Linked DNA regions of Mus musculus: all the other regions are linked to region 3. The links are chromatin loops, found by intact Hi-C in ENCODE. Cell type or tissue: gastrocnemius. All regions are shown on one strand. Region 1 has its middle 65 kb from the start of 4930449C09Rik. Region 2 holds the start of Gm38563 (a long non-coding RNA gene). Region 3 holds the start of Myc (myelocytomatosis oncogene). Region 4 has its middle 120 kb from the start of 4930449C09Rik. Region 5 has its middle 3.3 kb from the start of Gm22521. Region 6 has its middle 160 kb from the start of Gm41333. Region 7 has its middle 51 kb from the start of Gm30113.

The links. Peaks named below come from ENCODE experiments on the same cell type or tissue, not always from the same donor. Only the 100,000 strongest peaks of a DNase experiment are listed, where the experiment ranks them.
Region 1: a loop joins it to region 3, with 16 times the contacts of the local background. A loop is called at or near these places in 26 of 42 quality-filtered maps.
Region 2: it touches region 3 in a loop (3-fold over the local background); 23 of 42 quality-filtered maps call a loop at or near these places.
Region 4: it touches region 3 in a loop (5-fold over the local background); 16 of 42 quality-filtered maps call a loop at or near these places.
Region 5: a loop joins it to region 3, with 4 times the contacts of the local background. A loop is called at or near these places in 20 of 42 quality-filtered maps.
Region 6: it touches region 3 in a loop (2.5-fold over the local background); 2 of 42 quality-filtered maps call a loop at or near these places.
Region 7: a loop joins it to region 3, with 2.2 times the contacts of the local background. A loop is called at or near these places in 7 of 42 quality-filtered maps.

The regions. Positions count from the first base shown.
Region 1 is chr15:63,651,028-63,655,027 of GRCm38, reverse strand. No RefSeq gene overlaps it. Among named protein-coding and RNA genes, the nearest start is that of 4930449C09Rik, 65 kb to the left of the region's middle. In gastrocnemius, a CTCF peak has its summit at 2,291 (motif pointing right); a DNase peak (open chromatin) is centred at 2,297.
Region 2 is chr15:61,155,587-61,159,586 of GRCm38, reverse strand. It overlaps Gm38563 (a long non-coding RNA gene), which reads right to left and starts at 2,430. Exons shown (of 3, transcript XR_875374.2): 1 at 397-2,430. RefSeq lists an enhancer at 856-1,950. In gastrocnemius, a CTCF peak has its summit at 1,866 (motif pointing left); DNase peaks (open chromatin) are centred at 1,454 and 1,873; H3K4me3 peaks cover 861 bases; H3K27ac peaks cover 750 bases.
Region 3 is chr15:61,981,926-61,985,925 of GRCm38, reverse strand. Myc (myelocytomatosis oncogene) reads right to left here and starts at 585. Exons shown (of 3, transcript NM_001177352.1): 1 at 1-585. In gastrocnemius, CTCF peaks have their summits at 344, 1,446 and 2,496 (motif pointing left); DNase peaks (open chromatin) are centred at 414, 741, 1,434 and 2,464; H3K4me3 peaks cover 2,496 bases; H3K27ac peaks cover 2,406 bases.
Region 4 is chr15:63,599,340-63,603,339 of GRCm38, reverse strand. No RefSeq gene overlaps it. Among named protein-coding and RNA genes, the nearest start is that of 4930449C09Rik, 120 kb to the left of the region's middle. In gastrocnemius, a CTCF peak has its summit at 1,578; a DNase peak (open chromatin) is centred at 1,594.
Region 5 is chr15:62,787,925-62,791,924 of GRCm38, reverse strand. No RefSeq gene overlaps it. Among named protein-coding and RNA genes, the nearest start is that of Gm22521, 3.3 kb to the left of the region's middle. In gastrocnemius, no CTCF peak of the experiment used is centred here; a DNase peak (open chromatin) is centred at 2,070.
Region 6 is chr15:62,503,408-62,507,407 of GRCm38, reverse strand. No RefSeq gene overlaps it. Among named protein-coding and RNA genes, the nearest start is that of Gm41333, 160 kb to the left of the region's middle. In gastrocnemius, no CTCF peak of the experiment used is centred here; no DNase peak of the experiment used is centred here.
Region 7 is chr15:62,901,262-62,905,261 of GRCm38, reverse strand. No RefSeq gene overlaps it. Among named protein-coding and RNA genes, the nearest start is that of Gm30113, 51 kb to the left of the region's middle. RefSeq lists an enhancer at 1,362-2,568. In gastrocnemius, no CTCF peak of the experiment used is centred here; a DNase peak (open chromatin) is centred at 2,075; H3K4me3 peaks cover 374 bases.

The DNA.
Region 1 (4,000 bases), 1.7 Mb before region 3:
TGTGAAAGACCCATGACAGTGCCTGGCTTTGTAGCTGGGCTCTGACTTACCAGCTTTTTGACCTTGGAAGTTCATTTAACCTATTGAGCATCAGTTTCCTCTGCTGTGAACTATGGGGTAATGACAGCTGTCTTACCAGGATTGTATGACAAACCGGAACTAGTTGCATCTAACATTGTGCACACTTTACTGATGACAGTTTTGGGTCTGAGACATTTGCTATCTTGCTCAAGATCACAACATAAGTGAACAGTAGACTTGAGGTTGAATCTTGATGTTCAAATTGCAAGAATGGTGCCTTTTCTATTTCTTTCAAATTCACTTTTAAAACTGAACTGATCAATGCATGTCTTCTCCTAAGATACGCATCAGTACGTTCCCTTGTTCTAGTACCAGTATCTGATAGCTTTAGACTCCCTGGAGTCTATGTATTCTGAACTTTCATGATGTCTAAACCCATCACAACAGAGTGACATTTTCTTTCACGTAGTACCCAGCTATCACAGAGCAGAGTCCATGCAAACCGCCTGCCAACAATTTGATATTGAACAGTCTGGATTTGAGAAAAGTGTGGGACTGTGGCATGCCAGCTCTTGAATGTCTCCCTTTGGTCTTCCTGACTTTTCCTTTTCTCCCAGCAATTCACCCTTTGAAACTCTATGTTCTTGATGTTGAAGGGATGGCAAGTTTAGCTATCATCTGACCTGGAAAGATGACCCTTAGGCAGAAAGATGACCTCAGGAAGATTAGGGAAATAGCTGTCTCCCACTGTGGACTCAGACTATTAGACATGAAAACCCATTGTTTCCCACCAATCCCAGACCCCCCTTGAGAAGAGCCACGTGTGTGTAATCATAGGTTCTCATATTAATTCCCCTGGGACCACAACATTCCCAGTTGGTGTACACGTAGTGCCACTACATCCTTGGACTGACAGGTACTTTGGTTCCATTTTCTGGTCTAATTCTCTGGCTGATATTTGGGTCCATCTTTCTACGATCCTCTCAACTGTTCTAACGACACAAAGTTCCATTTTGGGAGTTGTACCAGGCCACCTTGGGAAAACAAAATCTGTCTCCATTTCTCAATTGCCATTTGAGGGTCCAGCGGAAAGAACACAAATTTGAACAAACAGTATTTCATTGTATATTCAACAGAGAAACACACTCTTGTATGTCAACATTACGAGGAAGGCTGAGGATAGCTTTATAGTTTCTCTGAGGAAACGATCGTTCAGTTGGTACAAACGCTTATAGGACTTTTTATCTTACTCTTCATAGCCACTGGTCCCTGAAGAGAAGCTCTTTTATCACACTGGATTTCTCTGTTTCCCACTTGAGAACCTTAACCCCTTGGAGTAGGATCTATGCGCTTTGTAATCCAGAAGTTTTTATTCGGATACCATACTCATTTCTATCCTGGCACATGTTAGCAAGAGAAGAGTAAAAATTGTTAATTCATGGGAGAAAATAACAGCATTAATGAATGTATAGATTTACAAAGACACACATATACCATACTCATTTCTATCCTGGTACATGTTAGCAAGAGAAGAGTAAAAATTGTTAATTCATGGAGAAAATAACAACATTAATGAATGTATAGATTTACAAAGACACACATATACCATACTCATTTCTATCCTGGTACATGTTAGCAAGAGAAGAGTAAAAATTGTTAATTCATGGAGAAAATAACAGCATTAATGAATGTATAGATTTACAAAGACACACATATACCATACTCATTTCTATCCTGGTACATGTTAGCAAGAGAAGAGTAAAAATTGTTAATTCATGGGAGAAAATAACAGCATTAACGAATGTATAGATTTACAAAGGCACACATCATTGGATTGCTTTTGAACCCCATTCTCACTCCCCAGTCCTGTGCACCTAGGAGATACAGCATATAGCTTAGGTTGTTATGTATGCAAGGGGATTTAGAAGAGATCCTTTGGAGGAATGTCATATTTTAAAGATGGAGCTACTTTAAAAAAAAAAAGAGTCTCTCTGACCTTGAGTAAGCAACTTTATACACCATCTTACATGGCTGGTTTTAAATTGTCTGTTAGAGGCCACAATGGTAGCTGTTCTGCCAGGCCCTGAGACTGTTCAAGGGATGAAGCGAGATAATGCAGGTGAAGTCTTAAGTACTGGCTTAAGGGCAGCTGTGTGCGTAGTGTTTGAAAAATGTGCGCACTGGGAGCAGGAGGCTTGATTTCAAGCCTCCAGGCTGCACATCTTGAAGCTGAACTATGTTCAGGGTGAATCAAACAATTCCAAATACTGGCAGCAGGGGGCGCTCTTGCACTTTCCTTAGATTGTCCTAATCGGCTAAGAGGAGGAAACAACTTTTTGTCTCCATTTTCTAATTTAGTTCTTGGGTCCATTTGGGTGTGGAGGACAACATTGTGTCCGTTCACTGGGATGGTCCAGCCCATGAATTTCCAAAATGGCAGCAGTCTGATCTAGATTGATTTTGTTTTTATCTGTGCTTTGTGTAGGTGCCACAGACAATCTGGGTCCCTGGTCTGGCATGTAGGACAGATAGGTGCTGACCCTGTGACCTAAATTTCACAAGAAGAGTCCAGGTCAACAAAGAGTTTGATAGTTCGAGGGGCCAAACTGTCTTCTGGCTTGTTCATGATCGACCTGTGGTAGCATGGTGTGTAGCAGTAGCGGGGATATTCTGCTGTACTGTCAGGAATGAAGATGAGATGTGGAATGTGGGTCCTAGGGGGTACATCTTAAAAGCCCTAGCTAGTGTGGATGGGTCGTTATGGGACGGCATCAATGAGTAAATGAGTCCATGTTGCATCATTGCCATCTTATCATGGACACTGGAAGCCTTGAAGATAAATGAGAAAGGTGTGAGACACATATGGCATATATGGGTTTACAGAAACTCAGCTCAGGCCTCACACTCTGGTATGCTTTGTGCTGGTCTTTGATGTGTGTGTGTGTGTCAGAGTGGGGGTTAGGGGTTTCTACACCATACCCCTTTTGTTGATACTGACAATATAAAACCAAGAGGACAGTATAAGTAATTTTCCCAATGCAACTGACCAAGTTTTTTAAAAATGTGTATCATATACATATGTGTCTATATATGGCATATATGTATATATCATATATAAAATATATTTTAGACATAGTGCCAAAAGTGTGTGTGTATATACATACATATATATATATATATATATATATATATATACACATGTATATATATGTATATACACACACACACACACACACACACACATATATATATATATATATATATATATATATTCATTCAATTCTTGGATTGCAACCAATTAAGCCATTAAAGCGAGGTAAGTTGTTCCTTTAATCTGTGAATTTCATGTGAGTTTTACTAATGTCCCAATCACAAATCATGCCAAAATGAGGAGCTGAGTCCCACATTAAACTTGAGTTTCGTTAGCCTCCTTAAGCTCAGAAAAGCTTCCTGTCTTTTGCGACAATACTACCTTGGAAGGACACAGATTGAGGTATGTTGTAGACTCTTCCTCAAGCCAGTTTTCCCCACGATGCCTTGTGATCAGATTCAACTCCCGCATTTCTAGCCCCAGCATCGTGGAAGGGCTACTGTGTCTTTTCAAGCACTATGGTGGATACACATAATGCCAGCTTCCCTCATTACTGGTGATGTGAGCTATTTGCCTAAGGTCCTTTCTGCCAGGCTTCTCTGCTGCCAAGGCTCTGAATTTCCCTTTGTAGCTAATGCGTAGCCCTATTGGCAGACTCTTCCCGTGGCTGACTTCTGCCTCCCGTCACACAGCAGTACCTTGTTTGTTCTCACCTTGATGTTTCTTATATGCATTGATGATGGTGAACAGCCCAGCAAGTGCGCCTGTTTCTTCCCTTCCTCCCACTTTTGTTCTCAGTTGTACATGGCAAGGAAAACCAATTCCTTCTTTCATATTTCTCCCAGAAAAAAAATCCTCTTTATAAGAGTTCACATCCTTGAGCACACA
Region 2 (4,000 bases), 830 kb after region 3:
CACCTATGAATACACAGGGATTTGGGCCCAAAGAATCCAGCAAACATGGTGCCTGGCCTTTGCGTACCACCAGCTACTTGTACGATGGGTGAGATTTGACTAAAGCTCCTCAGACTGATCTTCTACTCAACTTTCCTTCCATAGACTCAGCAGTGTATGAGTGTGTGTGTGTGTGTGTGTGTGTGTGTGTGTGTGTGTGTGTGTGTGTTAACTAAGGGATTTGCATTCTGATTTCTGGGTCCCAGGTGGCCTTGTTTTAGTCTAGACTGCAGTTAATTCAAAACCAGTACCCAAAACGGTACATTTGGAAGGTAACTCAAGAAACCAGGACAGAAAAAAGCAATAGTAAGTGAAAGAGAAATAGCATAAATACAAAGTGTTCCACATAAATCTCACCACAACAGGGAGCAACTGCAGACTCCCCTTCTTCTCCACTGGAGATTTGCCTCAAAATGATCAGTCTGGGAAAGGGAAAACAAGAAGTTTCAACCCTCTTTAGCGGGAACAACCCTTCCTTTTAGCATTGAACTCCCAAACAATCCAAACTTAAAAACTGAACGACTTGTCATGGGTCAGCCATCCAGAACCCATGGCAGCAATAACACCCTGCACAAATGAGGTAGAATTGTTTGTGTACACAGGGGGCATCCTGTGAGGAGCTACAACAGCCGCCCACACCATCCCTCCAGGGCAGATGCCCCGGGGATGAGGTACAGCACCCACATCACCCAGTGACTGATCTCAGATCCCAAACATGACACCCAGGAGACTGGACTTCCCCAATTGGGAGATCAAACCAAAGCTGCTGCGAGGTCTTCCTTAGGGTCCTCTGCCCTCCATCACTGGAAGATGCAAACTCTAGACATGGGTCATCGTAGCATTCCTATTCTATTCATCCCAGTATTCCTACACAGGCAATAATCGTCCCGAAGGCGATAGTCTCCTGAAGACCAAAGTCATGATGAGAAATGGTTTAAGAGGCGTGGGTGTGAAGTCTAAATGAAGCGAATGGGCTAGGAAAAACAAAATTCCCAGAATGCAAAGCAAACCCCAACAATACTAATAGGCAGCAGAGAACAAGTCACAGCCATGACTCTAGGGCCTTTGCTTAAGCAGACTGGCTGCTACTGCCGAAGTCGGAGCAGAGGAAAGATTTTCCTGGTTGGAGGAACAGGGAGGGAACGCAGCTCTTCTCAGGGATTCAAGGAAACATTCATTAAGAAGGGCAGCAGGATACCCGAGAGCTGTGCCTTTGGTTGTCCCAGAGAAATGAAAGCTGAGAAGCACAGCTCCCCGCTTGTGAGGTGAAGTAGCTTAGCAATTGAAAGACAGCGAGCCATCCGCCCGGAGCAATTATGTTTTCATTATTATTCCCAAGCTGCTGTGTCACAAATCACATTTTCCGTCCCGGGGCATGTCGGTGCACAGCTGCTGATTGCAGGTCCCATCCCTGCACCAGCTGACTGCTCCAGCCTGGCCCTGGGAGCAGCAAGCTGGTGGCTCATTAACCGCAATACCTGCTCACTGACAGCAAACCCAGCGGAACAGATGCCGCGGATTTAAGGACGTTCTCCCCCATTAGAAATGAATACCAAGTTAGGTGCTTTTTCTCCTTTTTCTTCTTCTTCTTCTTCTTTTTTTTTTTTTTTTTTTTTTTTTACTATCAAACTCCTGTTGGGATTTTTCGGGAAAGACCGTGAAGCTCTTGTAGATTTTCCTGTCGATCTGCGTTACAGCTCAGCTGAGACTATTAAAGATGGGCACAGCTTTGATTCGCAGGCACAACTACAAACACACCCAAGCGCCCCTAGCTTTAAAACTGGGAATTTAAATTGCCCAAGCTTTCGATAGTTAGAAGGCCACCATGCTTGTGCTGCCATCGTGTGGCTGATTCCGGAACTGCATCGGAATCGGACCACCAAATTCGACTCGACAAGGACTAATTTGGGCTTCCTCTGCTTTCTCCTCTCTAGTCCTCACTGTCTGCCCCCTGCTCTTTTGAAACAGCTTCTGCTTTGAAGTAGTCTAGTAAAGAAGAAGAAGAAAAGTGGGAGAGAAGTCAATTAGCTAGGTCCCACTGTTTGCAAGTCGGTGTTCATGGGGCTTAGCGTACCTTTCAGTGGTTAATCCTCACAAAAGCCCTCTGTGGCAAAAGCTGTTATTGACAAACAGTCCTCAAAAGAAGCTCACTCCGGATCCAACATTCTTGATCCCTCCATTAGGTGAATTCAAAGTCAAAACTGAGTTCTCTAGAACTTGCAGACTGCGTTTAAAGGCACAAGGTTAATTAAAATGTAGTTCACCTTTTAAGTTAAAAATAAATGTCCTTTAAGCTAAAAAACATTATTTTAGAAACTTAATGTATTACTACCACATCTTTAAGGTCTGATCTGTTGTCTCTAATCTGTAATTTATAGGTTAATGATTTTCATTCTGTAGATAATAGTTTATAAATAAAACAGGTACAAATATTTTTCTCATGATCTCACACTTCTTTGTGGGCCTTCTGTTTCACTCAGAATTTTGAGAACTATTACTACTGAATGTGAATATAATCGAGGCTGGAAATCTTATGTCATCTTTCACAGTCTTGGTTTCCTGCATTGTTTAGAATGGTCCCTTAAGGGGCTAGAGAAGTGGCTCCCTGGTTAGCAGTGCTTACTATTTTGCAGTTTGGAAGACCAGGTGCAGTTCCCAGCACCCACGGAGTGGCCCCCAATCCTCTGGAACTCCAGTTCCAGGTTATCTGATCCCACTTCTGACTGCATTCACCTAAAATCATTTGCTATGAGATTGTGGGTCCTGGTTATGTCAGAAGCAACACTCATAAAATCTCAGTGTGAGCTGAACAGGGACAAAATAGACGTGTTAATGGGGATGGGAGGAGGACCAGGGGGCCTCAACCCTACCCAAAGACCTACCGGTAACTGAGGGATGCTGAGACTGGGAGAAACAGTCTTCTACAGGAAGATATATCAATTAGATATCCAGTAGTATCAAATAGCCCTAAAAGCATGCATACAGGTAGCATTAAACAGACTGAGCAGGCATTAGTTCTCCTGATCCATGGGAGAAGAGTCATTTACATACGGCTCTGTTATTCCCCTAAGGAGGTCTATGGTCTACCCTCTAGGAGGAATCTCCCTGGCCTTGACTGAGGGTCTCAAGCAGCACAGACAAAGTTGCCAAAAGATTACCCCTGTTGTCAAGACATGGTTATTCTCAGTTACATGGCGAAGGTTAAAGGGCGGGGAGAATCCCAAAAGGTATTAACTATATCCCTTAATACTGATGTCATACAAAGAAACTTACTGATTGCTTTTTATATGCCAAGGCTTGGAACTAGATAAAAAATAAATGAATAAAGATTTCTCCTATGTTTTCAAAAAGCCATATTTGAGGTGAGGGAGTGGGTGGATAGGTGAACTAGTAGAAAAAAAGAAACAAAGGCCTGGCCACAATATTCTAATGGCCTCCAGTGATGTAGAGTGGAATCTGTTTAGGTGGCTCAAGGATGTGGTTAAGAGGGGTGGATGCTTGGTGAGGGTCTCATCCAACTCAGACAGATAAAGGTGTGTGATAACTCTTTGGTGTGTCCTGTCTGTGCTCCCAAGTATGCAAGCTGACCCGGTCCCCCCAAAACAATCGAGTCAGATGCCACAGAGGTGGAGGAGTCTCTGGTAGAAAGGACGCATGGAAGACTAGAGGGAAGAAGTTGCTTATAGACATCCCACTCTTCTTTTCTGTACTCAAGTGATGACACAGGCAAACACTCGAGGCAGAATTTCCCAAGGACAACACACTCCCTGTCCCAGGAAACAGGAGCTCACACCCTGAATAAAGGTTCTGCTTCATGCTGCTGCGCCACCCTGTCCCGCCTCCTTCCTGACACAAGGGTGCAGTTTGTTTGAAAGCTGATCTCCACTGGAGGCTTCAAGGAAGGGGACACAACACTGCCAAAGATCCTGCCTGTTCTGTTTCAGCTGTAGCTGACGTTTTG
Region 3 (4,000 bases):
CCAGCCTTCAAACAGCTCGAGGAGCTCTTTTCAGGAGAGCTGATCGCGGGCAGAGGCAGAGAACACTGTCCCCAAATAGACAAAAATTCCCTCCCCGGAGCCTGGGGAGTCCTGTCCTGGCTCGCAGATTGTAAGTTCCAGTGAGAAGTGTCTGCCCGCTGCAATGGGCAAAGTTTCCCAGCGGCGGCGAGGGTTGCGGCCGCTGATGTTGGGTCAGTCGCAGGGTTGGGGAGAGTGGGCGGCAGGCTCGGAGGCAAAGCCCCTCTCACTCCAGAGCTGCCTTCTTAGGTCGCCCCGGAGCGCGGCTCTGCACACACGGCTCTTCCAACCGTCCGCTCACTCCCTCTGTCTCTCGCTGGAATTACTACAGCGAGTCAGAAAAAAACGCCCGAAAAGCTTCTTTTATACTGCGACTCAGGATCCCTCCCCTCCCTTCTTTTTCCCGCCAAGCGTCGGCGAAGCCCTGCCCTTCAGGAGGCAGGAGGGGAGCTGAGTGAGGCGAGTCGGACCCGGCAGCTGAGAGCAGCGCAGCCCAGGGGTCCTCGGCCGCGCAGACCCCCGGAATATAAAGGGCGGGTGGGCGGGGATTAGCCAGAGAATCTCTCTTTCTCCCTTCCCCACCTCTCTCTATTTTTTTTTCCTCCTCTCGCTTCCCCGCCCTCTGCTTTGGGAACTCGGGAGGGGGGCTAGTGGGGAGCCGGGGAAAGAGGAGGAGGAGCCTCAGCCCCGCAGCCCAGTACTCCGGCTCCGGGGTGTAAACAGTAATAGCGCAGCATGAATTAACTGCGCGCCCGACCATTTTCTCTTGCTCGCGCGCTAGTCCTTTCCCTTTCTGTACGGTTGTTCGGGCGCAGCGCTCGGCTGAACTGTGTTCTTGCCCTGCGTATATCAGTCACCGCAGGTGGAACAGCTGCCTCGCTCCACACAATACGCCATGTACCCTGGACCGCGTCACGCACGTCCCGGGCGGCCAGGCGTCTCTCTAAGGCTGGGGAAAACAGAATTTAGAAAGGGGGAAGGACGAACGAATGAGTTATCTAGGAGCCCCCGCTCAGTGTGTGGAGTGATAGAGGGTGATCAACCGCAGATGAGGTCTATGCAGGAAAAACGATGTCTGGAATTTTATTAAAATTGCTCAGCAACTCACTGCCACGTATACTTGGAGAGCCACTTAGGGATAAACAGCCACTCCATCTCGCGGGGAAGGCATTGTGTATTTTGCCTTTGGTCGTACAGTTATGTTGACTGGGCACATTCTTTCCAGAACGACCCCCCCCCCCAATTTGCTGCCAAAAGGCAGATTCCCCCCCCCCCCCACACACACACTCCAGCACCTCCGGTTCGGACTTCCACCCGGCGGGTGGTGTGGAGGCGGCTCTTTCCCCTGTAGGTCTCCCTGCGCAGTCCAGTAAAGTGGCGGCGGGTGCGCTCTACCCGGCTCCTCCGGGAGGAGTCTCTGCCGGTCTACACCCCATACACCTCCACACAGTTCCAGGGCCACAGTCGGTTTTCACAAGAGGCAAATCCTCTTTGCCCCTGTGGAGCCAGTTTGCAGCAGACTCTGGTTTAGGAGCTGGGGTGGGGAAAATCAAGGCGCTAGACGCGAGAATATGCCATGAATTGGGGGGTTGGGGAAAACCCGGACTTCCCAGAAAGGGGGAGGAGTGAATTGCCAACCCAGATCTGGGGAGCCTGCAGAGACCCTAGAATAAAGAAAACCGTTAACCCCTTCCTCCCAGGACAAACCCAAGCTTTCCCCTTTTATTACTGGAATCGTAATTATGCACTTAAAAAAAAAAGTCGGCCCTGATCAGATCAAAGTAACGTTACATTTTTGCCTTCGTATGTGTGTGTTAAGCTAATTAAAAGCTGATTTTAATTTATACATTAATTTCCCAGTTTCCTTTTTCCTGAATACTACGCTGTGCATTCTGTACAATCCCCAAACGTATACATACACACTTTATATATACACGATAATCTAGCTTATTAACCAACCAGAAACATGAGTCTTTTGCTCTGTGCATTGGTTCTAGATTTATTATATAATGCATATTCCCTCGGGATTTGCTTATCCTACACTTTAAAACCCAAAGAAGTCTTCTTATTCCGGACTCCTCGCCCCAAGGCACTTAAAGAAACCTCTCTCACTGCTACCCGGTTTAAAAAAAAAAAAAAAAAAAAAAAAGAAAGAAAAGAAAATACAGTAGCGTGTATAAGGTGCTCATTGTTCAAAGTTGTTATTAGCCACTGAGTTTGCAATTTAGGATTCAGCTGTTGAATGATAGTATCTTCCTTCATCGAGCTCATTGCACAATTCAGCTTTAAGGATTGCAAAATGACTACAGCCTCTAGGATTTTGCCTCAAACACCAAGAGCCACCAATCCCTAGTCTGCGTTTTGCTGCAGAGACTCTTTCCCCGCCCCCTCACCCCCCACCACCCGGGTTGTGGCTCTCGGATTTGTGAAAGTAAAGTAAGTGTGCCCTCTACTGGCCACAGAGACCACAGCGTTGCGAAGCCAACGAGGGCGGAGGTCGGATGGGGGCAGGGCTGCAGGGTTTCCAGGTTCTGGGAAGATGCTTCCTTGCCTAAGACAAGCTTCCGGTCATCCTTTAAATGACTCTTTTAGGCTGCAAAGGAGGCAAAGGAAGAGAAATTACTAGAGAAAAAAATGGTTCAGAGGTGGCTATTCAGTTGCAAAGAGGGGGAGTAGATGAACCCATCCCTACTTTCTGACAGTCACCCAAAACAGAGCCCTAGTTGTGGATGGGGAAAATGAATGAGTCACAGGTATACAAGTGAAGGAGATCTAACAGAAACGGAAAGGCAATAGAACAAGTTTTAGCACCCATGTCTCACACCTTTGTCGTGTTGTAAGCTGGACGTGTCAAAGCAGAGCATTGAATTTTACTGGGCAAAAGGAGTCAGAATGCAAGGCAGGAGCATTAGCTTATTATTGCCTTGTTTTATTATTATTATTATTATTATCATTATTATCATTATTATTATTTTGGGGTTTTTTTTTTGAGAGAGATTCTCACGACTATTCTTTGCTAGCCTGAAACTCACACAGTTTTATTAGTTTTGTATAACTGTTTTTCCTCTTCCTCTTCTTTATAAAAGATCTTATGCATCCCAGCACATATCCCACCACACCTGGCCTTATGCCTCGATAAATGAGAATGGAATCCCGGGTGGGGAGGGCATGCTATGTGAGCCCTCTAGCAACTAAACTGAATCTTGAGCCTCCAAATTTTGCTTTTATGTTCTTAAGGATGCTCACCCTCAGCCCGACTGCTTACGAATTGGGTGGTTGAACTATATTAGTGAAGAGAAAGAGTGAGATTCCTTTGCCAAAATATTTTAGAGAGCCATTTTATTAAAAGGTTGGAATTTTAGGTAGGCGTGGTGATGAATGCCTTGAATCCCAATCATCTGGGATGGAGAAGCTAGAGGATCAGGTCACGCTACTGTACAGAAGCTCCAGGGACAAGCAGATTAATAAATGGCGTGTCATGAAACAGATAATCCTTTGTAGAAAAGACCGTCACCAAGTACACATCTGAGAGAGAGATAATATTCAAATATAAATAAAGAACTGAAAAAGGGGAGGGAGAGGGGGGAGAGAGGGGGAGCGGGAGAGAGAGAGAGCAAACAAATCACTCAATTAAATGGGATACAAGCTGGTGGATAGATCTCTTGAGTTCAAGGCCTTAGACCATCCAGGTTGGTCTCAAACTCAGAGATCTGCCTGCCTCTGTCTTTCGAGTGCTGGGATTAAAGGCCTGCGTCACTATTGCCCGGCAATACTTTTTTTTTTTTTTTTTAAAACGTTGAAAATTTAAACCCAAATAACTGCATAAGGGTGGGTATAATAGAAAGGGAATTTGTACCAACCTACACAGTGGTCTCAGCATCATGCCTCAAGCATCATCAGATGCTTGACTGCATCTGAGCAACAGGCAAGGTATTCAACATCCACGGAAGGGGGGATAGCC
Region 4 (4,000 bases), 1.6 Mb before region 3:
GCATCTTATGGTTATTTATGGAAAGGCCCGTCTGTCTTAACCGACACTCTGCATCACTTCTGACAGATCCCTTGTGCAACACATGACAAATGACTTGCAATGATGTGCTTGGACGGAAGCATGTAACTTTAAAATTTTCATTGATCACCAACTAACTGCATTTAGAGTCTCACACATTACAAATGAAAGACTTCATGGATATGCTTTTGTCAGTAATACTTAAAATTGACTGGCAGATTGATGAAACATTTGACCCTTTGATTTATCCAAAATTTCAACCCAAATCTACTATCTTGATTCTTGGCTCTAGAAAATGTGGGAGATTATGAGATAGATAGAATTTTTCGCTGGCCTCCAGAAGCAGAAAGTCCATGTGTATAGATAGGTTTTTTTTTTTTATATCAAAACTTAACAAAATTTAAAAAAAGATGGAAAAGAATACATTGAGTGAGGGAAGCTCTAAGAAAAGGGTACCAAAGGTGCAGTGACCACACAGAGAATGAGTAGAAAGGCAACTGCAAATTCACTTTCAGTTTGTTATTACTTAATCCTCAATGTCTACTCAGGGGTGCCATTTTGGGGCATTTCTCATAGTCTCCTAACTATGTAAGATGCATGAGGACAGTGGCTGTGAATATCATGGCATCACTGTCTCCTTGATGCCTAACCACAGCTCATTCAGAATTCACACTTGCTAACTGACTGTGCATACAAGTGTAAACTAACTGTGAATGCAATGGTAAGTGATAGCATGAATATGGACAGGCTATACATTGGTGAAATGTTTAGGATTCTGGCCTACAGACTTGCTTCTGGAAAAGAGATTTTCTTTTTTAGTTTAAATGCCCTGAATTGTATGTAGCCACATTGGCACCTTTCAAAAGGTAAAGGATTCTTAGACTGTAAGCGTATATACAGTCAGAAAAACTTTCTCCAGCCTCACTGGATTTATAGGGTGAGAAGAGTTATGTGAATCTAGGCCAGAGGCCAAAGTTCCTCATTTCTTCCATCACTGGCAAATTAGGGCCTCAACAAGATATGAATACGTCTGACTTATAAAAATCTGCCCTTGAAATACCAACAGCCCAGAGTCTCTGCTTGCTCTGTTTTCTTCCCACAAGGTCCATGGCATCTGGCTGCTTCAGGCACAGGTCAGTCTCTTGATACAGGTACTTCCAGTATTACTCCACAAAGTCTGTCTCTGCTACTTTCTAGCTGTGTGGCCTCAGCTGGCTGGCGTTACCCTTTAGTGACAAGATGAAGCAGTGAGGACTTCTGATGTCCACCTCAGCTTGAGTGTCAAGAAAACTGAGATCTAATTCAGAGAGAAACCTTAGCTGGCATTGTGATTTATTAGTGGACACATCTGCGAGAGGAAATTTCTCCATCCTTCTAGAAAGCGAGTCTCATTTTCACGTTAGAGCACCAAGGGCAGAGGCTGTATTTTTCTCTGCCCCTATGATGCTTGGACAGTCAAACCCTCAACGAATGTCCTTTAGAGAGGGAGCTTTGTCTGTCTTAAGGTGCCAAGGTCTTGTCTACCGAAGACCCTGTAGGGACTGTCTGTCCCCTGGTGTCCTCTAGATGGCAAGCTCAGTCCAACTTTGGAGTAGTCAGTGCCTCAGGCTGGGCAATACCCTGTCACAGAGTCCTTTATTGGGAATCCAGTTTCATCCAACGCACAATCTTCAGAATGGCTTCAAGGCTCTGCAAATTTTAGGTATGCAGGTTGGATTCCTTCCTTTGCAGGGAGATGATGGGTGTGGCTCTATAAATCTCCCACCTCCCTGATAGAGATATCTGGTAAGAGACAGATTGGATGAAAGACATTGATGACAGCCTCATATGGACTTTCTCAGTTAAATCTCACCACAGCCTACAAAATAACTGGTGGAACTATTTTTCCTCTAGCAGTCACATTCATGTACGTGATCAAACAGCTATTTCTGCACAGCTGGCTTGCTATGCCACACTCACAAAGGTGTAAGTCTCTTGCCCCAGACAATTTCTGTCTTCTTAGTGTTTTACTCAAGAAGAGCAAAGGTCAAAAAAAAAAAAATCAAGGGGGACTATGATCATCTTAATTAATTTTTTTTAACATGTGAGATAATATGGAGGGGATAGTCAGCTTGAGTCAGTGGGGCTGCACTAGTCTGAGCAGTGAGGACCAGAGCCTGAAAGTTTTAACAGAATGGGGTTTTATGTGTCAATGGAATTCTGTCTCAGCTTCCAGAGAGTCTGGTTCACAAGACACAGTCCACGGCAGACATTATAGATGCTTTCTGGCTTGCGAAATGCTTGTCTGCAATTTCTCCAGAAGCAGACTACTACTCTCTTTCTCTCTCCCACATAGTTGAGAGTTGGCTCGTCCTTTCTGGAGAAAAGTAACTGGGGAAACCCATCAATCTTATATTTATACCATTCAATATACATTCATATCCATTTAGATCTATTTAACCTTAATTTCTCTTAAAATATTCCTTATACCCTTTTACATATTTTAAATCCATTCTGACAATGTGCATCTTCAGAACATTAGTTTACAATATATATCTTACTTTCTTTTTGTTTCAGTCTATGCTTTTCCTTGATATTTTATCTAATTCTTTCTTTTGCTTCAAGGATTCTGGAATTCTGAGCTCAGGTCCTCCTGTATATGCAGCAAGCATTTTACTCATTGAGCCATTTCTCCAGCCCTTCTATTTGAAAATTGTATTACTTTTTTCTCTTATGAAATTGTTTATTTTGTTATACATTTTATTTTATGTATGGAATAAAGATACCAATGCTTGGGCCATTTGATAAGCAGGATTTGTAAATTGTTCCCTAAAATTTCTTCTACATATCCATCAAATATATATTCTATGTATAAACCCTCCCTCGTAGTGTAAGCTCTAGTTGTATTGGGGATACCACCCTATAAATGGTTATTCTACTTAACAATCAGGATAAGATAGCTACTTTGTATGGCAAAAATCTTGTATAGCAGACTGAATAGAGATTCTCTTGCTGACTTTGGAGAAATAAGATGTCAATTTGTGAGAGTGCCACATGGAAGGTCAAGGTGTGGTCTCAAAGAGATGAGCAGCCAAGTAGAAGATTGAGCCTTGTAATCTACAACCATGAGCCAGAATGAATTTGGAAGAAGAATCAAACTCCACATAAGGGCCACCCATGCCTCTCAAAATTTTACCCAGAATTGCTCCTGTCTAAAGGAAATACAGGGACAAAGAGTGGAACAGAGACAGAAGTAAAGGCCATCCAGAGACTGCCCTACCTAGAGATCCATCTCATATGTAGCCACCAAACCCAGGCACTATTGCAGATGCCAAGAAGTGCTTGCTGACAGCAGCCTGATATGGTTGTCTCCTGAGAGGCTCTGCCAGAACCTTACTGATACAGATGGGGATGTTTACAGCCAACCATCGAACTGAGCATGGGGACCCTAATGGAGGGGTTAAGGGAAGGACTAAAGGAGCTGAAGGGGTTTGCAACACTATAGGAAGAACAACAATGTCAACCAACCAGACTCCCCAGAGCTCCCAGGAGCTAAACCACCAACCAAAGAGTACACATGGTGGGACCCATGACTTCAGCTGTATATGTAGCAGAGGATGGCCTTATCTGGAATCAATGGGAGGGGAGGCCCTTGGTCCTGTGAAGGTTTGATGCTCCAGGGTAGGGAAATGCTAGAGCAGTGAGGTGGGAGTGGGTGGGTGAGTAGGGGATCACTCTCATAGAAGCAGAGGGGAGGGGGCTGGGGATTAGGGGTTTCCAGAGGGGAAATTGGGAAGAGGGATAATGTTTACAATGTAAATAAATAAAATAACCAATACAAAATTAAAAGAAAAAAGAAAAAAATTGCACAGCCTCACTGACTTCAGCCTTGTGAGATACTGATCAGAGAACCTAGTTATGCTTCACACAAATTTGTCTTCAGAAGCTATGATATAACTGTTACTCCACATCTGATTCCAGAAGTTTGTTGACTAGGGCATGA
Region 5 (4,000 bases), 810 kb before region 3:
CACAATTTGAGATCATGGGCATCAGGGCTCGAGTACGTAGACTCAATTGATACATCACAGGAAGATAACACTGATTGCCAGGTGTTATTGAAATGGCAGGACCACATGCATGCTTCTTATTTCTTATGAGGAAATTCATCCTTTAAGATGTTGAATGACTACAGTGGACTAAATCCACAGAAAGATAAATAAAGGTAAATTTAAAAAGTAAAACTATCAGATGAAAACATCTTGAGTTCATCAATAGGATCAAGTTTTCATTTGTGCAAAACAGGAGGACAATCTCGTGAAAAATTACACTTGGTTCATTCATACAGCAGGGACTAGTATGTGCTCTTTTACCACCAATACAGAGTTATATGCACTGCTGGAGTATACTTTTATTTAAAAATTATATTGTTGGTCTCTTAATAACTCACTACTGTGCTTTAATATTTAACATACTTGATAGCATTACATATGTATAATATGTAGGAACACATTAGTGTTAATCAGACTCTTGTAGCTAATCCACAGTGTTGATATTAATCATATGTCTCACTTGGTGTAGTAAATTACTGATCCTACTTGTTTTTGCATATCACTAACAAGCCAGTTTACATGGAAGCATTTGTAAAACTAAGTATCACAGAAATGCAAAAATAGATGATGGATTGTATTAAATGACTAAGAACTTATTAAATAACAGCTTTATGATAGTTATTCTGTGTCACATGGGTAGATAAACGCCATAGCCAACACCTTGTCAGACTTTACAATATAAAATCTATAAAGCAGTCAGTAGACACCAAACACCTAGCCTAAAACTGGGGATACAGTGGAGAATTTCTGACAAGCTTATATCTTTTGTTTGTTTGTTTGTTTGTTTGTTTGTTTGTTTGTTTGAGTCAGGATCTTACTATGTAGCTCTGGTTGTCTTAAAACTCACTAAGTAAACAAAGCTGGCCTCAAACTCACATGCCTCGACTTCCCAAGTGCTGGGATTAAAAGCATGAGCCACTGCAACTAGTCCAACCTCAAAGCTTAAAGGAAGTACCAACCCAAAACCAACTAACAACAAGAAGACCATGATCAGGGGTGAAGGAAGAAGCAATGCAGACAATGTGAACCCCAAGGGCAAAGGTCTTAAACATAAGTGGACTTTGAGAACAATTCTTGGAAAACAAATACTCTTGCTTCTAAACCAGCTCCATTATTGGCAGTGATTCAAATTGGGGAAATAAATTCTTCTGAGCCTCAAGACCCATAGCTCTGATATGTGAAATAGTATTTTTTTTCTTACTAGACTGGTGAGGTTAAGTATAGATTAAGTGAGAGTGATTAGGAAATTTATCTAGAACAGCATAAGCAAAAAGGAGAGTGAATAGACATTTTCCATAGTATGGTAGATTTGGAGACATGACCACTATACAAATACTCCTCTTGTCAGCCCAATGACTCCCAGAAACCTTACCACCACATCAGTCTAAAAATTGGATAAGATATAGGTATAATGCAAGGTAATTCAGAAATGTAGCCCATCACTCCCCATGTAGAATATTTATAGAATGGTTAAAAGATGAAGTGCATTACAAATGTTTCCTAATGTCCAACAATTCATAGCAAGAACAACATTGTTGACTTGGGCTTGTGCATGTGAAAATGTTCTAAAGTTCATGCCAGTGGTAGGGCTACTAGGATCAAGAAGACAGGCACTGTTCAGGTCGTCTCCAGAGGAAGCAGAGAGGAAAAGGCATCTTCAAAGCCATGCTGGTCCTCAGGCACCCAGAAACAGAGCTGGTGTTCTGTGGCACAGTGTAGCTTTCTATTGTAAATATTTCCTCAAAAGGATCACAAGGTTACACACAGAAGGTGGATTGTTATTAACTTTCAGAAGGTATTTCCACCCTGATGTGTGTGTGTGTGTGTGTGTGTGTGGTGTGGGGGTGTACTTGTTGAATGATTCCTGAACAGACAGAATGCTTTTTATTAAAGAACCCTTCAGCTCTTACTCTGGAGAAGACGTTTGGGGCTCCCTGAATTGCTACCCTACTCTTTCATCAGTGGCTGTTTCCTTCTTGGCTCCGTTCCAGGTCCTGGAGAACCACCGATCACCAGTAAAGGGATCCTTTTGATAGGTGGCCAAGGCCAGGACAGAGTTTGTCACAGATGATTTGGTTTTAAAGTATGGTTTATGGATGAATAATAATTTTTTATAAGCACTTCCACCTGACCTGTTCTTTGGTCTGTGAGTGGGAAGTTAAGCAAGAACAGGGGCAATTATAAAGAATAATGAGGAATACATATTTAAGAAGATGATGATGTGTCTAACAGTTACTTCTTATACTCAGTGGACCGCCCTTACTCTGGCCTCATTCAGTCTGGAAACCTCATATCCAACAGTACAAAAACTATTTGCAGTATCCTGGAGACACTGTGCAATGGAATATATCCAAATCTTTGCACAGACTCTTCTGGTAATATTATAATTCTGTCCCTTCACTCACATCTGATTTCAGCTGTGAAGCTTACTCTTTTTCTTCTTCATTAGCAATACTAATAGTGTCTTCTGTGAGCATTCAGAAATGCTAATCTACTAGACTTACTGTGTATTTATTGGTCTGTGTGTCCTTATAAGCATTTAGAGATCCAAAAGTACATAGGGAAACTTCCATGCTTTTTTTTTTTTTTTGTCCAGCAGTTATACTAGAACATTTTAATATAAAAGCTCTACAAACTAGAAAAGAGTCCTACTATGGAGAGTACTTTAACTTTTTCTTAAGATATGAAATAAGATTCCCTTAATAACATTTCCTCTTATGCCTGGCTTCAGATACTGCGATGTAGGCAATCTTCCCCTTGGGTTTTGGTGGGAACATTTGAGCAGCAATGACAGAAACTTCTGGGATTGCTCACCTCTCCTATTTTATACATTTTCTCTCTGTATTAATGAAAATGCTAGGTGATACATTTAGTAAATCCACACAGTGGTATTATTAACATCTCACATATAAGATGAAATTTCCTCTTTTTCTACTTCAACCTAGATGAAGTAGGCAAGCACTTACCATGTATACTGTGAAATGATGACATTAGATAACACAACCTGTTCTGTGAAGCCCTGGGTCTAGATCCGGCATAAAATTAAGAAGAAGCAAAACTGGTTTGTGTGGTTGTCTATCACATACAAACTCCATCAGTTAATGTTTTGTTGCCAAAGTGAACTTCAGAGTGCACACCTCGGCATGCATTATGACATACTGAACACAACCAGACTTGGTCAATTCTCATTTGGTAAGCTATTAGAGCTGACCATGAATTGAAAACTCAACTAGTCCAAGGATGGCCAGTGGATATATATGTGTATGGACACTTATTTTACTGAGACTCTGGTAGGCATCATTAATCCATTGCGAGAGCCTCTCATCACTAAGAGTCATTACAAATACAGGGCACTTATCCAGGAAGGCACAGCAAGTTAAAATGCTGGCAAAGATAAGATCATCTGTCTTTGATTGACTTCAACCTTAAATCCAAAGAATTCAGTGATATTCTAGACAGGAAGTTATAAGGCATTTAGTCACTTCTACGGTGGAACCTAATCTACATAGCTAATTTATTGTATCCTCACTATTTAATCACTAATAAATATAGTTCACAATATAGCGCATATAGTTCATAAAAGTAATTCATATAAAGCAACCTTAGATGTCAAATATTTCAGTCTTTACAACACTATCAATTACAAGTTGTTAACCCTATTTTGTAAATAGGAAAAAAGAGACTGGAAGGCAGAGCTGAAGAGCAGGTGCCTCATAGTTTAGTCTGCTAGGTGTTTTTAAAAATAAGATCGAGATGACATTTAAAAGTCAGGAAATTCTGTGTGAAAATATGGTTTCAACACATTTTATCTGACAGTAATAGGAAGCCTGTTTTTCCATGTGGGGACAATTTGTTGATGCTTCATAGAGACTACACCACTTACATGACTGTATTCAGTGTGTCACAAAGAACAAAGAGT
Region 6 (4,000 bases), 520 kb before region 3:
TTTCTGTCAATTACAACTACATAGAAGCCTTGCATGAACTCCTGGCTAGGGAGCTTCATTTTACACAAGATAAGAAGACTCTAGTGGGGACAATTCTACTTGGAAATATATGTTCAGAAGCCTCTGTTCACTTATTAGGTACAAGAGGGCATTTCTCATAGCAAACTCTGTCAATGTGTCAATTGATAAAATCAGGCCAGGCCGCAGGAAGGGGATTCAGAAAAAGTTGAAACTGAATGGCTTTCTTTCCTCTCAGGAAAAAGGGGAAGTTTCTTTGTATCTCTGTATACAAAACCCATTTGACTTGTTTCCAATATTATCTTCCTTTATATTCTATACACAGAACCAAATTCCCCTCCCAGCTCATGCCAAGCCTGTGTGTTCAAATAATATTAAATATCCAGAATCTTCTTTCACCTCTATCTTATCAAATTAAGTAATGTACATTACATTAGCATTAGTGTGTGATTTAAAATTGTTTTCTTTGTTAACGTTATTCCCCAAATTTTCCACTATAAATATTATAATCAAAAAATGTTAAGTTAATGGCCAACAGACATTTCGTAAAATCTTTGTAACCCAGTTTCTTCCCCTAGTCCCCAGTGAAAACAACCTCCCATTAACCTCTGCCTTCCCAGAATTATCAAGATCTTTCTGTATCTTTAAAGTGATTATTTTAGCTTTTAATTGGAGGTCTTCATGCTTACAGTTCATGTAACTTTCGTATCTTGGTAAATATAGACAACTGCTTCAATTTTAGAAGTGAAGAAAAGTAGACTTGGAAAGGCCCATGATATGTCTGTGTTCATAAATTTAAGCCAGAGGCAAACCCCAACACACATACACACACATACACACCATCTCATCTAGATTGTCTAATCCTTGAGTTGACATAGTGGCCACAGAACTTTTCTCAACAGCTCCACTGAAATCCAAAGGTGGATAGTATAGTCTACCAGAGAGCAGATCAAGTGCTGAGCCTAGGTGTTTCTGGATTATTAATGCTATAGAATGAGCAAAAAATTTGAAAGTAGGGAATCAGTAGTTATAGCACTACTCTGCCAGAGGTAAGTCATCTTATTTGCATTTAACTTTTTGTTTAAACAGAAAAGTAGTTCACAGGTTAAGGAACTATATTTCCTTATCTAGGATAAGAGACTCTAAAACCAAAGTCATTCAGCCAATCAACAATCCCTCCAGCCCAACCTGGATCAGAACACAGACAGTATGACTCCAGCCCAAAGGTAACTTTCTGCTATACTCTCAGAGATATAGTGGCCCAGAGCCTCTATACTCCACTCTACAGACCTCATGTCCTCTTGTGTTGGCGCTGTGTGTAGAATGAGATTGCAGGGTCACTGTAGAAAACTGTAGCTGTCTCTCCATCTAACTCTGGGCATGTGATCATTATCCAACAGTATCAAATGTAAAACAAGGGGTTAGAGAAATTGCTCTGGAGTCAAGAATTCCTGCTGCTCTTGTAGAGGACTAGAGTTTGCTCCCAGCACTTCTATCCAATGGGTTGCAACTACCTGTGACTCCAGTTTCAGGGGACCCTATATTCTCTTCTGGTCTCTGAGGATAACCTCATAGGTAAATGCATTTACACAACACACACACACACACACACACACACACACACACACTAAAATAAAATAATCTTTTTAAAGGCAGACATGTTTTTAATTTATTATTAACCATATTTTGAAAAAGTAAAATGAGACAGGTAAATTTATTTATGATATATTTTACTTAATCCAATATACACAGAGTACCAGTATTGTAGCATCAAGACAAGATAAGAAGTTGTTAATGAAATATTTTAATTCTTATGTAAGTCCATCACACTGTCAACTAGGCACATTGCAAGCCCTCAACATGTAAGTGTTACACAGTCCAGCTTCAGGTATTAGGAGTCCTTCACACTCAAGTATTCCTGTGACCACCTGCTATTGAATACAAACAAATGCTATTGTACAGCCATAACTTATCTGCCTTAGAGATTCAGGAAACATCAACACCTGACAAGCCAGATATATCTAGATCCTCAGCCTGCCTTCTGTGTGCTTGTTGAAACCCTTATAGGATATAGTTAGACTTCAATCTCTGAGGAAAAAATACTTTCTTCTTATTCCACATGTATTCCGATTGTCTTACAGAAAGCACAGGACTCTGCAGGCATTCAATATATATGTAATGAAAAAAATGAATAGTATTTGGACTTTCCCTTGGATTCTCTGATTTCCAGTCCCTACTTTTCCACTAACTAGCCCTGTGATCATGACCTTCTCCCATAAGTCTCCTCTGAATCTAATCTACCTTATTAGTAGCAACAATCTCTAGGCCTGTAGCCCCTGTGACCTCTCATGTGAATAACTCACACATTACACGAACATTTGCTGAGCAGATATGAGCAAACCTCTACTTACTCCAACTAGATCACCAAGGATACACCATAGGAGTGATGCCAACCAAGTCCAGCTGGGGGTAATCAATGAGCTCATTGCTTTTACTTATAGAACTGGATGCAGGGTTATTTGTAGCACTTGGGGTTACCCTCACACGGCTACATTACCACCAAACCCACCTCCATAATTGATGGCAACCTTATCAAACTGCATCATGGATTTCCTCTCATTTAACCTTCAGCTTCCTATATTTACAGGAACATTTTCCTGAGGTCGGTTGCAGATGGGGCAGGCATGCGGAAATATTGGGTAGAATTCCAGGTGAGGATCTTCAAATGGCCCCCTTCCACTATGTGGTGTTAGCAGCTCTATTACCAGTACCATAGACCTATTTCTGATACATAGCTATTACTATACCATTATTAAATAGTTGTTGATGTGTTACTATGCTTAGATTATTACCATGGCTACCTGGCCAAAGTTATCTTTAGTTCAAGATGGTGATGGAATGACTGTGGTAAACCAGAGGGAAACACACACACACACACGGGGGGAGGGGGGGAGAGGGGGAGAGAGACAGAGACAGAGACAGAGATACCCTGAGATGGATACCTGCTGAGTACCTGCTGCCCATAAGCACAGCTTGGCAAGATTTGTTCCTTTCTCCACATCTGAACCTCTATCTAAAAGCCATGGCCTGGGGTCCACAATTACAGAGCATCCTGCTGCATGGCATTTGCTCAGCATATGTAATCACCATGTTGGTGGCATCACCACAGCCACAGGAAATTGAAATTGCCTCTTTCAGGTCTTAATAGGGTGTTTCTCAGCCGTTTCTCATGCAGCTCCTAAGGGGAGGGCATCTCCTCGCCATGCTCAGCTCTTACATTAATAACAGGGGATAGTGACATGCCACTGCGCCCAATGCAGGGACAGCTGCATCTCTGTGAGCTCCACACTGTGTTCAGGAGCAGGCAGATGGGGATAGGATAGAACTGAGAGTATGGGCAAAGTGGCTGTTACACATGAATGGCATTTGCAGCTGAGACTTGCAAAAATATGAGAAAAGGCATTGTGAGCTTAGATTAGTCCCAAGCACTGTGAAAAACCAGGTGCTTTCCTGACAATCTCTGCAACCAAAAACTGCAAAGGAGGAAGCAGGAACTCTGGCAGAGCCTTCAGTGTAGACCAAAATTCTGAGCCAGCTTTCTGAGAATCTCTGTCTCCAGTACTAAAAGCAACAAAGTCCACACCACCCATTGCTGGCTCTCAGAACATCTTTCAGTACTTGTCCTATGTCCCAGACTCATTGGTCTAACTACCACTCCCTGAGGGGGCCATCATCTTTCAAGATGCATTTATTATTACTTATTTCACTTAATTTATTGACTTTACATCCCAACTGTGGTTTTACCTTCCTTCTCTCTTCCCAGTCCTCCCCCATCCCCTCCCACACACAGCCCTCACCCTAATCCACTCCTCCTCTGTTTCTCTTCAAAAAAAGAGGAGGCCTCTGATGGATATTAGCCAGTCCTGGCATATCAAGCTGCAGTTAAGACTAGGTCATCATCTCTTATTGAAGCTAGACAAAG
Region 7 (4,000 bases), 920 kb before region 3:
ATTGCCCAAGCCCCTGGCCACATAGATGGCTCTCTTGTACCATGACAGTCCTTAAGTATCGTTTTGGATATTCATCATTTCCACAGTTGATTCGTGAGTTTCTTATCCATTTAGCTCTTGATGTCTCCCTAAACTGACCTGTGCCAGAATGTCTTCACTTTCCATCTTCATTCTGGCTCTTTGAATGGAAGAGGGATTGCCTGTTCCTGCTTCATGTTACTATTAAGCATCCTTTCTTGAACATCTATTTCTTCTCAACTTCTGATTGCCCTTACCCAGGTTCATTCACAGTCAGTTTCAAACACATCATTCCTACCCTTGGAACTGTAAGGATCTGCATGGTGTATCCAAGAAAGCAAGGATTACAATGAGACAGGGGAAAGAAAGATGCCTATGCTAAGCTTGTCCTTAGCATAGGTCATTACACTGTGTTCTGCAACTCAGTTCTTCATAGATGTCAGGGAACTTATAAAACATTAGTTCTGATCTCATGGAGACAACATAAGCATTAAGTGAGATGACAGTGATACAATAATTGTTCTCAAGTGGGTGTCTGCTCTGTGATAACCTACAACTTGCTTTTTTCTTAGTGATAAATGCTGTAAATGTTACAAGCCAAGGCCACAGACAACCCTAGAATTTCTTTCCCTCTCCATCATGACCACTTTCCCACTGGAAGTACTATTTCTATCCAGGAAAAAAATAATCTAGCTTCAGAGATCAGACATTCGTGTTTCCTGATTGTGGGTGGACTTCCAGGGGCAAAGGGTCAGCCTGTTTTACTGTCTCCACTGCCCTTTCTCATGTTCATTCAGTTTCTCAATCATGGGAATCCTTTTTTCTCCCTTCTATAGACTGAGTTCCACTTGTTATGGCTTTAAGGTTGCAAACATATGTAGCTGTCATAGTCCAGATTTTCAACTGTGGCTCAGTCTGTTGTCTTGTACTCTATTTTTACATGTCTTCTTTATGCTTCCTACATGTTAATTGCCTTCTTCACAAAATGGGATTAGAACATGTATTTTGCATTATAATGGCAACGCACACGAAATGCTTCATGCATAAGACACAATGTAGGATTATAATCTGAAATAAAATTGATGCCGAGCTAGGTTCTTTAGCTTTGTAAATCTTTTATCACTAGCATGCTGATTGATTCATAAAAATATTTTGTCAGGTTATTTTTTCCTTAAGCAATAAAACATTCTTCAGGATGATTACATCAATAATCCTGTATCAGTGAACTATTAGTGTAGGCAAATGATGATGATGTAGAGGAAGAGGAGGACTAGAAGGAGAAGGAAGAAGAGGAGAAGGGAAGAGAAGGAGGCTGTTTATCAGATGTAGGCTTTAGTGAGCTCCACCTTGAAGAAACTGTGTTCCCCTGTGCAGTTTTAACCCTGACCTTGCAGACTTAAGTCATCGTCTCTGCATTCGGGTACAGGTGTGTCATACACGTGTCCTTCCTGTCATAACGTAAGAAATTAATATGTGTGAGCTCCCTTTCCCTCACGACATGGTCTTTTGAAAACAATTCATTTGTACTCATCATTCTGTGGGATGTGTGCTCTTTTAAGCAATGTTGGTGGATGAAAGGCGCCTCAGATGGGATTCCTAATACAATGCACGGCCTAAAGCACGGATATCCCACCACCCCCACCATCCTGCTTCTCCCTATAATCCCAGATTTGTTTCTCATTTAGAAAAAATCGCTTCAACATTCAAAAGGAAACGGGGTCTTCCGAGGGAAGTCAAGTCTCTTTATACTTTGCCAGAAAACTTTCCCACAAAGAGGAAATTCTACAAATACTCAGATGACATCATTGAGAAAAGGCTCTTGTTCCCCCAGGGTCCAGCCTCCCTGGAAGATGACAAGGGTTAGGAATAGACAAACCTTGGCCACTTGTCGGATTTGGCAAGAGGCAGTCAACAGCTGGTCCAGCGGGTTAATTAGCCCTGCTCTCTGCTCCCGTCCAGCCTTTACTGGCAAAGGCAGAGGCAAGACGCTCTGGCCCACTTGCTTTTCTCTTTCTATTAACAAAGCCCAGTGCCATCGGATTACCTTGGCCTCCAGCCAGGCCTGCGTGCCCTTTGCCTGCCTGTGAGTTGCCATGGCGATGGTGATGTGCCTTTTGCCAACGAAGCAGCTGGCAGATGGGTAGCAGATTACCTGCCAAGCAGATTTACTAGCTCCAAAGTGCAGACCTCTCTTGAACAAGTGAAAGGGGTGGGGGCGGGGTGGGGTTTGTTTTCCACTCTCAGGAAATAAGAAGGGAGCATTTTCTACACCTTTTACCCCATTGGTTCTATTTTAATTTTCAAACAAAAGATGATTATTTGTCATCTGTCCAGATGCCCATCTGCTAAGTACATAGGCCTATCTGGTGTATTTTTTTTTAAGACAGTCAATAAACAATTTATTCTTTGCCTTTTCTGTAACACACATGCCACCGCCCTCAGCATCCTGAGTCAGGATGCAACGCTTTTTCAGGGATGATAGCTCCCAGGAAGTGAAAGCAATTACCATCTAGACAGAAAGGAGTGCCCACAGCAACAGAACTGTGAAAACTTGGAAACGGAAGAGTGTTGGTTGTACTTCCCAAGGAGGATATATCCAGGAAGTCTGGCTTCCTGAACTTTAGGGTGTCTGCTTGCATCTCAAATAATGATTAAGGATTAATTGTGTCCAGTTAGCTTTTATCCATGTTCAGCATAGTTTTAACTTTCAAAGACACACACACTATTGAGGCTGCCATCCCAAATTCAGAGGAAGGAGTACAGTGGGTGGCAAGGGTGTAGAATAGCATGAATCTAAGATCTATGTCTGGGAAAGAGTCAGAAGAAGTAAACTGGTAAGTTTCTGTGCTTCTTCCAGTCTTCCTGGGTGTGCTAGAGGGATACACTTCCCAGATGATTGGACACTAGTAAAGGTTATGTCATTAATCATCAGAGGAAGGCAAATCAAAACCACCAGGAGTTGTTTCCTCGACCCAGTCAAGAATGGCCATTACGAAAAAGACCAAAGATAACTAGTGCTGTGTGTAGAGAAAAGGAAACCCTTGCACACTGCTGGTGGGAATGCAAATCAGTCCAGCCATATGGAAAACAGTATGGAGGTTCCTCGAAAAAATTAAAAATAGAACCACCATATGATCTAGCAATACTAGCTCTGGGTACATATCCAAAAGAAATTAAATCAGTATGTTGAAAAGATGTGTACTGTCCCACGCTTACTCCAGCACTATTGACAATAGCTGAGAAGTGAAAACAACACACACATCCATCAACAGATGAGTAGATGAAGGAAGTGTGATACATAGGTATGATGAAATATTATTTGGCTATAAGAGAAGATGTTTTCCTGTCATTTGTAACACTATGGGTAGAACATGGAAGTGATACTATCAAATGAACTAAGTCAAGTACCATTTCTGATCTGTCTCATACATAGAGGTCTAAAAGAATCGATCTCATAGAAAGTTACAATAAAATGCCGGTTCCTGTAGGCTTGGGAAGATGGGGAAGGGGAAGATTGAAAAGTTGATCATACAAGTGTAATAAATTATACTATAATAAGAGGTAGACATTCAGTAGAGTGAGTATGAATAACAATTGGCAACTGCATAATGCAAAAATCAGTTAAGTTTCCACCATGAGAAGTGATGAGTTCAAACAATTAGATATGTTCATCTCAACTTACAAATTGCAGATGGAGTATATGTGTCAAAAACATCGCACCGAACTTCCGCTAGAGTTTTAATTGTCAACCTGACACAACCTAGATTCTTTTAGGAAAGCAGCCTCAACTGAAGGATTTCCCAGAACAGATTCACTTGTGAGTACCCATGTCTGTTGGGGATTGTCTTATTAATTGAGTAGGAGGGCACATCCCATTTGGGATATAACATTCCCTGGCCGAATGGCCCTATGCTGTATTAGAAGATTAGCTAACTCCCAGTCTAGCAGTGAGTCATCAACCATTGTCCATTCATGGTTTATG